Regions from separate parts of the Mus musculus genome. Here region 1 is linked to region 2. A link is a contact called in ENCODE Hi-C data. All regions are on one chromosome and are shown on one strand. Each heading gives the region's core, a stretch centred on a gene start or an enhancer-like site at or near the end of the contact. The rest is flanking DNA. Distances are from core to core; before and after follow the strand shown. Region 1 overlaps Pde4d (phosphodiesterase 4D, cAMP specific). Region 2 overlaps Pde4d (phosphodiesterase 4D, cAMP specific).

Region 1 (6,015 bases), core at 569-3,068, 160 kb before region 2:
GGGGCAAAGTATCCGATCATAATAACGACATTGACAATGATGATAAGTTTTGGGGGGGTGCTTTGTGTGCCCCACATTCTGCTTTCTGCATATCACATCCTCACTAATGGAAGGGGCCACCACAGTTCCCTAGTTTTTATTTAACCAAAGGCAACCCTGTGATCTAGAAAAGTGCCTCTACATTAAATAATGTGTTGGGAGCTACTCTTCACAGGTATCTGTTTTAAACCCAAACTGTCTGACTCTAGAGCCTGGGAGAACTAACACTGTACTTATGTTTGTATTTCAATGTCTCCTATGATGGTAAGAAAACAGAAGAGCTCTTAGCATCCTTACTGGGACAGACCTTTCAGTGTTAACTCTTTGAAAGCCATATCCTGGGCAACTCATGGGTCGCACACGCCAAAGGTCATTCTGCAACTTAACATTTTGCAATTTGCTAAACCTTCATTCAAAAAAAAACTTGAATACACCAGCAGGGTGTAATGCAGATTCTTCGACAGCCCATTTGGGAGATTTCTTTGCAGGATCGGAGGATTCTCTTGGGATTAAGGGAGTGTCTGGAAGTCTGTGAGGGGAATTAGCTCATGGACAACAGTGAGATACTATAATGCCCCGTGTATTCTCCCCTCCCTCCCCCAACAGCACAGGCATTCACACGTCTTACAAGAGCTGGCTTTCACCAACAGACAGTTGTAGGAAAGTGATGGTACAACTATATTGGTCCCTTGGAGGGACCAGTAAGAGTCAGGACCTGTTGGCCTGATGCATTCAGAGATCTCGAAGGCTATGTGTGGCTGGCAATCTTTTTCTATGGAGCCTTCTTTCCTCAAGAGACAGACAGAAATCAGAAAAGCTGGACAACCAACAGGACTGCGCCCAGATCTCCCCATTGGTCCATTTTAGTGCAATCAATGGATAATAGTAATGGAGTCTTATCTACCTCCGATCCAGAAGCCGTAACTGCCCATGCCTCCTGTCTACTCACCTTGTAACTGTTTGCTAAGGGTCGTTTCTCACCATTTTTTTTTCCCTGAAGGTAGATGCTGATATTCTGGTGGGAATATTTTGATTCTCAACTATCATGTGGGTCTCTCCCTGAGCCTGCTTTGTTCCTGAGTGAATTCTTCATTTCATTTCCTCTAGCCCTTAGGATCGTATACGCAATGCCAACTGCAGGGTTGTGAGGTGAGACCCAATAAGGACTACAGTGGCTAATCTCCTAAGAATCCTTATCAACATGAGTCCCCTGGACTAAGCATTCTGTTTAGAGGCTTCCTGGGAAAGGCCTGGCTGAATGCTCAGGGGAACCCTAGGACCCTTAAGTAAAGCCAGAACGAAGCAGCTGTATACTGCTTCTGAAGGTGTGTGCTCAGGATCAGGGTGTGTTCACAACACAGGCTTTGTGGTCCACGTTTAAGGTGAAGGGATTCTAAGAGGGCTTAAGTTAGAAAAAACAGGGTTAAACTTTGAGCCATGGTTCTGTTCCTTATTAGTTAGCTAAATCATTTACCTGCTAAAGTCCCACTTCCTGATGAAGAAACACAGGTAGTTCTGAGGCCATTATGAGGATTAGAAGAGAATATGGTTAGAAAGCATTTATCTCATTGCCTGGTAGTTAGTGTATGCCCAGGATAGCCAGCGGCCAATGTTTTAGTTTTGTTAATCTTTATCTTCCACTGAGATCATCCACCAAGATCATTGTCTCTATGTGAGTCACTCTGTGTGTCTAAACACAACACTTTGGTGAAGAATCTAAATGGAGACATGAGGGAGGAAGGGACATATGGGACAGATCAGGGGAGTGTGCCCTGGCCATCAATGAGGTGTCAGATGCTGGCCCAGTTTGTTCTTACAGCTTCAGCTGTTTTGAGGGCATCTACCCTCCTCCATGATACTGGTGTGGTAGCATCCTGGCAGAAGGGTAGAGACTCACCAAGGGGAAAGAACACTTCCCTGGTAGGAAATACAGAAGGCATAGAGGTCCCCAGAATTGCTCAGGCTGTAGCTGAATATAGTGGGTAGAAACAATGTGTCAGTCTTTCATCTCCAGATGTAGTGTGCGCCTAGAGGCAATTACATTATTATGGAGATTTTTTTGTTTGGTTTTATTTTTGTTTAACTGCCCCAAGAGTACAGCATCCCTGGCTGTTGGCTATCCAATGGGTCTACTTGGTGTCTAGCCACTGGGGAGGAGAAGGATGCCCACACTCATTCATGTATAAGGATGTCTGGATGATGATTAAGAATTCCTCTCTATATCAAGTATTTCACTCATTGGTATCAGTCCCCTATGATTATAAAATGTGTTTCTTATGAGCACTAGTGATATGGGACCACTCAACAGTTTTCTGCAAGCCAGATAGCAATTCTGCAATAAAGAAAACACTTCACAAAATTAACTATTTTGATATTTTTACAGAGTCTATAGAAAACTGCATACAGTGATATGCACATATGATGCTTTCTCAACCAAAAACTGAACATCACATGTAAACAGGATACTCAGGATATTTTATTACCTTGCTAGATTAAATGTTACTCTGGCTGTTTGTGTGCATTTTTATGTATATTTCCATAAAGGGTAGGCATGCAACCACAAAGAAAGAACAACTGTATCAACCAACCAGACCACTATCCCCCTCCCCAGAGCTCCCAGGGCCAACCAAAGAGCACACATGGAGAGACCCACGGCTCCAGCTGCATATACAGCAGATGATGGCCTTGTCAGGAATCAATGGGAGAAGAGGCTCAATGCCCCAGTATAGGGAAATACCAGGGCAGGGAGGCAGGAGTGGGTGGGTGGGTGGGGGAACACCCTTATAGAGGTAAGGGGAGAGAAGATGGGGTAATGGGTTTCAGGGGGAGGGGTAGACTGGGAAAGGGAATAACATTTGAAATGTAAATAGATAAAATATTCAATTAAAAAAAAAGACAACCGCAGTATTGTCTACAAAATGTCACAGTAGGTAAAGCACTTGTTATTCTGAACTTGTTGCCCTCTGAGTTTTACCCCCATAACCTACATAAAGGTGAAATGAGAAAACTGGCACCACAGATCTGTCCTATACATGTGCACACATGCACACAAGTGAGCATGCACCCAAATACACACACACACACACACACACACACACACACAGAGAGAGAGAGAGAGAGAGAGAGAAAGAGCACATGAACTAAATTTTATTACTCTTTCACACATGGTTTTCATGAGCAAAAGCCTGGCATTGACAGTATATACTTATTTATAGTAAAATATTGGACAGTTTACTAGTAAAAGTATCAGGAAATCTCAGGAAACAATAGTCATTTATGGCTTGTCAGTGACAAGTGACAGTCTCAAGTAACACAGGACAATAAGGGGATGTAAGATGAAGTTGATGCCTGGAGTTTCATATAGTGGAGTTTGATATAAGAGAAAAAAAGCTGGACTGGCCTTGTGCATTTTGGTCAAATAATACAGACAGACTCCATTTTTCTTATGAGACACTTATTAGACCAGTGTGGTGGATCAAATATTTAATCCTGGAAGCTGTTGTTTATAATATGACTGTGCTTGAAAACAAGGGCTCCACAGAGATGACAACAGTTGAGGGAGTTTGCAAGGAGAGAGTCTTAATCGAAGAAGGCTCCGAAGAGTTGTCCTCTGAACTCCACACGTGTGCTATGGCATGGGTTCGCCCACACTCACAGTAAGTCACACACATATACAGCAATATTTTAAGTCTGTTTTAGCTATTCGTGGTCTTTTGTGGTTCTATATGAATTTTCAGAGTTGCTAGTAGACTTGCTTTTCTACTTCATTGAAAAATGTTGGAATTTAGGTGGGCATTGCAGAAACGTTGCTGGTTATTATGAGCAGTAGAGACAGGTCCCACAATTTTAGTCTTTTAATGCATGAACATGCATAAGAAAGGATGAGAATAGAAACAGGAACAGACAAGTGAATTAGGTCAAACTAAGAAGATTCTGCACAGGAAAGAACAAACCAAAAAACACGGGAAAAAAAAAAGCAACCTACAGGTGGATGGAACCATTTTTAAACCTTTTTCTTCTTCTTCTTCTTCTTCTTTTTTTTTTTTTTTTTTTTTTTGTTCTTTTGAAACAGGGTTTCTCTGTGTAGCCCTGGCTGTCCTAGATACTCACTTTGTAGACCAGGCTGGCCTGAAACTCATGTAGATGTGCCCACCTCTGACTCCCAAGTGCTGAGACTAAAGGCGCATGCCATCGTGCCCAGCTCAAACCACATTTTTAATAAAGGGTTACTGTCCATAACATATAAAGGACAGAGTTCTCTAGACTGACTTATTGGGGGGGGGGCTGTCAGAAAGAGCCCTGTGAGGATCGCTGACTCAGTTTCCCTTCCCTTGTTCTGGTTCTATCAGGCTTTTTTTTTTTTAAACCACATTTCCCAAACACAGTTTTCCAACTCCACAGGCAAAGAAGAGGCAGAGAACAACCATTTCTGTTCTTTTTTTCTTTTCTTTTTAATACAGAACAAACTAAAATTGTTTTAAGAAGCTTGCACTGGGAGACATATTTTTGTGCTGTGCCCCCGCGTCCTCCCACTCCCTCACACTTATTCTCCAAGTTGCAGACAGAATAATCATGCTAAGATGATAATCAGGTCCTGGCAAAGTCCCTGCTCACCAGTCCCCATGTCCTCATGATGGCCACAGGCCTTTGGGGATCTGGGTCCCCGAAGTTTCTCTAATGACATCTTACTTTCATCTTGGGTCACTTAGCGCCTTTCTTTCCATTGAAATGTGCACATGTTCTTGTTTAGGGCTCTTTACGACTGTGGTGCTCTCGGCCTGGGTAATGTTTTCCCAAGTTATTAGCTCAATTTTACCATAGTAAAAAATTTCTGCATAGTGGGCTAGCCTCATACTGTCCTATGTAAAATTACCATCCTAGTCTCTGAGATCTAACCTATTTTTTCCTCTATGTCTTCACAATATTCACTAGCCTTTGATAAACTAATTTTTATTTACTATGGTCTCCTTCCCATTAGGAGGTATGTTCCAAATGTGTGGATATTTTAACCTGTTTTCTTCATTAGTGCAGCTGCAGCACCTACAGCTGTGCCTTGTGGGTAGTACTTGCTCAGTAAAAACATTGTGAATTTATAAGTACCTTTAGACGCAGCACTGCTGTCTACTGGTTATCTACCCACTGTGGTTAAGTGTATGGCTCTACTTCAAACAAGCATCATCATTTTTTAAAAATTTGATTAATGATTGGCCATTTGTTTAAAGAAATGAGACTGAATATTTCACTTTAAGAAATGATCTGGGAAGAAACTTCAAAGAACCTTTTAATCAAGAATATTTGACATATTTTCAAGTCTGACCTGTAATCAGCCACGTGATCAGGAGTTGTCCAGATTTTATGGCACATAAAGGCCATGCAGTTGTGAGAGCTCACTTCGCAAAGAATTGCCAAAAATTAAAAATTAAAAAAAAAACCTTATGTTTTTCAAACTACAAAAAAAAAAAAAATCCATAACTATGTGGTATGCCCTCTTTACCTTCCCCAGAACAAGGACGGAACTAAGACAAGCAGTAAGCAAGAGCCCAGGACCTGATCTTCACAGCCCCACTGTAAATGGGGACCCACAGCCAGAAAGGAGGAGGGAAGGAATGGCATGGCCAAATGGTACAGCAGCACTTTCCCTAACGGGTGAGTGAGAAACAGCGGCTTTCTTCAGATCTAGGGCACACTTCTGCAGACATTTCTCCTGTGATGACCATCCCCTGTTTCTGAGGAACATAAGGGTGAGCCCATCAAACAGGACATTTAGTCACTCTGAATGTCTGAAGAGAGTCACCTTGCAGGTGTACCGTCTCCCTAGAGACTGCATTTTCCTTTCGGAAGTTGGCATGTTAAAAATTGTGATTCCCATCATGTCCCTGGTTATGTTGTATTTAGACTTACTCAAATTATATTTCCTAAGGCCTTAACTGAATGGGTAAGAATTATTAAATGATGACTCCCTCAGGAAAATCCTTA
Region 2 (6,206 bases), core at 564-3,063:
TTAGAGCCCTGTGGTTGGCTAGAGAGAGATTTTACTTTTTGTTCTGGGCCACATGGCCTAATTGAAACTCTTTGTATTTGAAACCCTTATTTTACCACTTGGTGTTTTTTTAATTTCTTTATTTCTTATCTTTTAAAAGACAGGGCCTCATGTAGCTCAAGCTGGCTTTAAAGTCACTTGCTTTGTGACCAGTAATAACTTTGAAGCTCCATATTTGGGCTCCATGTCTCCTCTTTCCAAGCACCGAGATCTGAGACATGTACTAGCACATCTAGTAGATGCAGATTTCCAGAGGTTTCGCCACCTTGGAAACACATCTCTGGAATGATTCCTGCTTGTTGGTTTCTCTTAAAGGATCAGAACTAAACTCTGTGTGTGATGTGAGTCTTGCGGGTCAGAGAGAGAGAAAGAATCAGCTTCAATCTCTCGGTCATAGTGGAGAAAGTGGCTCATGGTAGTGTCAACACATTCTTGATTCAGATTGTGGCCTTGAACTCTTGGTTATTTTCATTAGCAAATGTTGGGTTTTGACTGCTGCTTTTCACTGCCCCTTCCAAGGCCTCGTTCTCTGTTTGTCCCATGGATGAATGAGCGACCATTGAGAAAAATTGCTTCCTTGGTTTTCTTCCTTTGTGAAGTTCAACCAGTTACACACATAGCCACCTAGATTATCCAACCAACCAAACAAGTCACCATTATATGGTTATACACTAAGAGACCCTACAATTACCTTTCCCACATGAAAGTACGTAATTTTTATGGTATTTTCATACAGGTGATGTTATGAGTGAGTTTTTGAATGAAGAATCAGTTTAGACAAGTGATGTAACTGATAGAGAAAACACAAACTGGGCGCTGAGAACATGATTTTGTTTCCAGATGGGACTGGTGCACAAACCCTTAATCCCTGGAACTTGGAAGTCAGAGACAGGAAGATGATAAGTTCAAGTCCTGCCTGGGTAACTGAGTGTCTTTTGACAAGGATGAGCAATTCAGTGAAATCGTGTCTCAAAGGAAAAAGTAGAAAGTTAAAAAAAAAAAAAAGCCTTGAATTACAGTCTGTAAGAAGGGGATATATCTCACTGGTAGAAGGCTTCTCTAACATTTCCAGGACCCTATACTTAACCTCTAAGTACCTCCCCAAATATAAATATAATCATATATATATTCATACAAATTATTTATATATTTATATTTATACAGGAATATGTACATTTATATACATATGTGCACATATATTTTATATACATATATTTATATATCTTCTTATGTACACATATGCATGCATATATGTACACATTCATATATACATATGTACACACACATATGGCTTACTAACATCAAGTATTGAGTACATATGGATATATAAGTTGATAACAGATCAGGAAGTAAACAACTCTATATTTAAAAAAGGACAAATTCCAATGCACACGTTCTTGAGTTCACTCTGTCGTAGCCTTCTTGGATAAACAAGAACACAATCAGGGGAAGAGTGAGTGGTGGTCAGAGACAATTCAAGGAGAGGGCAAGTGACTGACAGCAGCATTTATATAAATGGCACTGTTGGCCTGGCGATGAGAAGACAGGGTGATTTAATGACCATTCTGGAGACGTTTTTTTGCAAAGAATAATGATGTCTCCTGACTTCTGTCTTCTTCCAGGAAAGATTTTTCTAAATTGCAATTAAAATAAAAGAAGCAGATGGGATACATGTAGCAGCCAAAGATGCCTGAGAGGGGAGGGCAAATATGAAAAGTACTGGGAGCTCAAAAGTACTGGGGATACCCTCAAAATCTGCTCAACAGCGACCCTCTGAACACTTCCTGCTAGGGAGCACCACACAGGGCCAGCCCAGGCTAAGGAGAGTGGACCGACACACATGAATTATACGTGGTTAGAACCTATCATTGGCCACAATTGTACACTATTGGCTATCAATCCTTTTAATTATTATTATTTTAAAATTATTATTTTCCCTTACAAAAAGAGGCACAAAAGGAGAATGAAAAGGCTGTTATTCTCACTAAGTGTACAGCATTTTGGGGGGAGTATACAGTGCTTCAGTACGTAAATAAATTTTCAGTCATCGTGAAAGTCTGTAGTTTATGATTCAGACACAGAGCGTGACAAGGGTTCGGGGGACCATCAACATTATCCCCGAAGTAATCTCATTCCATTTGCACAGACATCCTCACACTCTGTCGTGCCAAGCACAGAACAGAATCTCTGAGCTGAAACTGATCACGTGACTTCTGGACGATGAATGACAATTTGATCAATTTTCGTAGAGCCGACACAAAGATGCCCGACAGCACACGCCATTCGCCAATCATACGCCATGTTTCCTTTACAGCACATGTCTGCACATTTTACTTAATGTGTTCTCTATTACTTCTCTAAAAGAAATGGCAGAATTCCTGGACTGCTTGTTCTACTTAGGAAAAAAACATGTCCTGTGTTGTTCTCCTTTCAAATACAGGAAAATCAATGGTGTAATTGCACGGAAAGAGAAAGGGCAAGGGCGTCTGAATTACCAGTGCCGTTCCCGTTATGAACAGCAGGGTCCTATATCTAGAATGTATTTAACATGATTATTTTGCTATCACAGACAGTATTAAACCCCAAGAGAACAGATGGTACGAGAGTATTTTAAATCATTCAGTGACGTGTGCTTTCTAAAGCACAAATGTAGATTAGCACAGTAGATACATTCAGTATTTGACCTTTGCTTGTATTTTCTCACTACATATTCTAAAGCAATTATCCTGCTCAACTAAGGAGTATAGTTTTTTTTTTTTTTTTCCTCCTGACATTTTGGATACAACTATATAGAAGGCAAGAAATAGGAAAGAAAAAGACACCCGACTGAGTTTGTATAAAGAAAACACAAGAGCAAAAGAAAACAGTTAAACATTGTTGAGTGGTAGAGCAGGGCAGTAACTTTTTTCTTTATTGACAAGAATAAAGGCTAAAGTATTGGCACCAAGGAGCAAAATGGCTAAACCCACTCTCTACTGACTTTCTGGTGTGATCCCCTCTTCATAGGAAGCATCTACTATAGCAAGTGCCACACTGCTCGGAAGCTCATAATAGCCAAGGGACATTGTCTTTTACCATTCATGTATAATATTTATTTTTTTGCAATAGAATGAGATAAATAATTTGATCCTTTGGAAAGTTTGGTGGTTTTTTTCAATTTTATTTTTATCATATATTAATTATACATATTAGTGGGGTAGGATGTGGCATTTCAACACATATGCACAGTAAATAGTAGTCAACTCCAGCCTATCAGATGCAAGCTCACATCCTGGGGGTGGGGTGGCGGGTGGGGCAGTCTTCATTTGCATGATCAGTTCATTTCGATTGCTACAATGAAATAAACAAAGCTAGTTGCTTTTTAAAAGGGGGAAAGGATTGTGAGTTTTGGAGGTTCAATGTCACCTCCCCAGCACTGATAAGCATCTTATGTTGTCACAATGACATAAATGTGTAATGGGGAAAATCATAACATGAGACAACAGGGCAGAGAACAAAGAGGGACATTCTAGACCAGCACTGATTCCTTTAAAGCATAAATTCTTGACCTTTCTGATACTGTGACCATTTAATACAATGCTGTGGCAACCACCCACACTCACAAAATTATTTCCTTGCTACTTCATAACTGTAACTTTGCTAATTATTAATCCTTTTTTTCCAGTTTTATTTATTTATTTACTTGCACTCCAGATTTTACTTCCTTCCCAGTCCACCCTCAGACTGTTCCACATCCCATACCTCCTCCCCAAGCCCTTCTCTCCACGAGGATGTCCCCACCCCCTACCCCACATGACCTCTGAACTCCCTAGGGCCTCTAGTCTCTTGAGGGTTAGGTACATCATCTCTGAATGAACACAGACCTGGTAGTCCTCTGCCATATATGTGTTGGGGCCTCATATCAGATGGTGTATGCTGCTGGTTTGGTGGTCCGGTGCTTGATAGATCTCAGGGGTCTAGATTAATTGAGACTGCTGGTCCTCCTACAGAGTCATCCTCCTCCTCAGCTTCTTTCTGCCTTTCCCTAATTCAACCACAGGGGTCAGCACCTTCTGTCCATTGGTTGGGTGCAAAAATCTGCATCTGACTCAGCTGCTTGTTGGGTCTTTCGGGGTACAGTCATGATAGGTCCTTTTTGTGAGCACTGCCTCCATAGCCTCAGTAATACTGTCAGGCTAATTATTAATCCTAATGCAACTATTTTTGGAGGTAGAGGTTTGCCCAAGGAGTTGCAACCCATAGGTTGAGAACCACTGTTTTAGGTTGAGAACCACCCCAATGAGGAAACAACTTTTTTCTGGTCCCCATCTGTCTGGGATGCAGTGTTGCCGACAGTACAGAGCTCCCAGCATATGCAGCTCTGCATGTCCAGTTTGGATGAACAGGAAATGATGGGAAACAAGTGGGTGGATGAAACAAATATAGAGTGGGCTGGGTAACATGGCTCCTGTCACTTACAGACTCCCAGGACCGTGTTCCTTCTGTCACAGAGATTCATGCACACCCAACATATTCTTAATTATTCCATTTGATATGATATTTAATGAATGTAGAAAATGTCACATATGAGTTAAATTTGATTTCTTTTGAATATTTATAGACTCTAAGACATGAGATTTCCCCACCACAATACAAAGAGTAGACCACTTTCTGGGCATAGATATGTCCCAGTATGACAAGACCCACATATTCTGAACATCATTACTTCTTTCCTGGCTTTATCATCATTTGACGTGAATACATGTCAAGTCAAATTAAAATTGGCTTGAATTTGAGGTGGGAATTAAGTAAATTTTCTATTGCCTGGTCTGATTCTTATCATAATATTAGCATTGTGGATAGAATGAAATGCAGCTATCACACCCACCAGTGACCTAAAGTTAACTTGAATATCAGTTGTCCTAGAATTATCTGATTTATTGAGCATCAATATGCATGCACCATATTATTAAAAATCAGTATTTATTCATTAATATAGACCTGCATTTAAATGCTAAAACAGCTTAAGTTAGTGAAAGATAAAATACTCGAAGGAACATTTTTTCATATATGTAAGAAATACATTGGGTTTAATCTCAGGAAATACTTTTCTAAAGGCACTGAGGTAGATTGTTGATATGGTTTTAGTGTGACATGTCAAAAGGCTCTGATGACAGTTTATGTAATCACATTGATTCCCATCCAGATTGAACTGCTTGAACATACATCCTGTTGTAATTTGTCTGTAGTTGTATAGGCAATCAGTTACTTAATGAGAATTTAAAATGATTGTCCACATGGCCTTAGTATTAGCAATTGATGTAGTCAAACTTACAAGATACCATGCAGACAAAATGACACATGGGACAAATGACAAGTTTTCAGGTAGTACTTTCAGCATGAAGGCATAGCTTAAATAATGAAGACTAATTAGAAAAAAGTTGCATAGCTTGGGAACTCAGTTATATTGCTTAGCTGTTCCTATATAATATGTATATGTGTGTGTGTGTGTGTGTGTGCATGTAGTGTGTGTGTATATATATCTATATCTATATCTATATCTATATCTATATCTATATCTATATAGTGTGTGTATATAGTGCATGTATATATAATAAAAATATATAGAATACATATATAGCACATATATAAAATATATAGAAGATTTGCTATATAAAATGTATATAGTATAAATAGCATATTATATGTATATGAATGAAATATTGTATATGTATATGTATGTACACACACACACATATATATATATATATATGTGTGTGTGTGTATGAATGAAAAGATGACACAAACACCTTGGAATAATAATACTACTTTCTACATCACAATACAGTAGCTCATAATATCTAAAAAGAATGGCTAAAATGTGCTTGAGTAACATAGGACCATGTATAATGAGTAAAACACAATGTAAATAACTTAAACATTTAAAAAATTAAAAAAACAAAGCATGGCATGGTAGAGATTTTTAAAACGCCTTTTGTTACTAACTCCCCTCATTCAGGTACTTGTTCACACACTGCTGGCTGTTGATGAAGTGTGGTGTTTTAAATACGAAATGTGCCCCATTAAGCTCAAGTCTGAACACTTGGTCCTTATCTTTGGTGCTGCTTGGGGAGGTTATGGAGCCTGTAGGAGGCAGAACTTGCTGGAGCAGGTACTCAGTGGAGGAG

The links. Hi-C counts contacts between places; a loop is a spot of excess contacts on that map.
Region 1: a loop to region 2 is called in a map of T-helper 17 cell, with 2.8 times the contacts of the local background. The contact joins two enhancer-like sites. A Hi-C loop is called at or near these places in 1 of 37 maps with a recorded cell type or tissue (T-helper 17 cell).

Annotation. Positions count from the first base shown.
Region 1 is chr13:109,728,378-109,734,392 of GRCm38, reverse strand. The region is part of intron 3 of Pde4d (phosphodiesterase 4D, cAMP specific); the gene reads right to left. Among named protein-coding and RNA genes, the nearest start is that of Mir1904, 170 kb to the left of the region's middle. Within about 2 kb of position 1,818, at least 1 of the 3 ENCODE cell types and tissues checked has a DNase peak (open chromatin) inside an H3K27ac peak, as active enhancers do.
Region 2 is chr13:109,565,251-109,571,456 of GRCm38, reverse strand. The region is part of intron 3 of Pde4d (phosphodiesterase 4D, cAMP specific); the gene reads right to left. Among named protein-coding and RNA genes, the nearest start is that of Gm32703, 130 kb to the right of the region's middle. Within about 2 kb of position 1,813, at least 1 of the 3 ENCODE cell types and tissues checked has a DNase peak (open chromatin) inside an H3K27ac peak, as active enhancers do.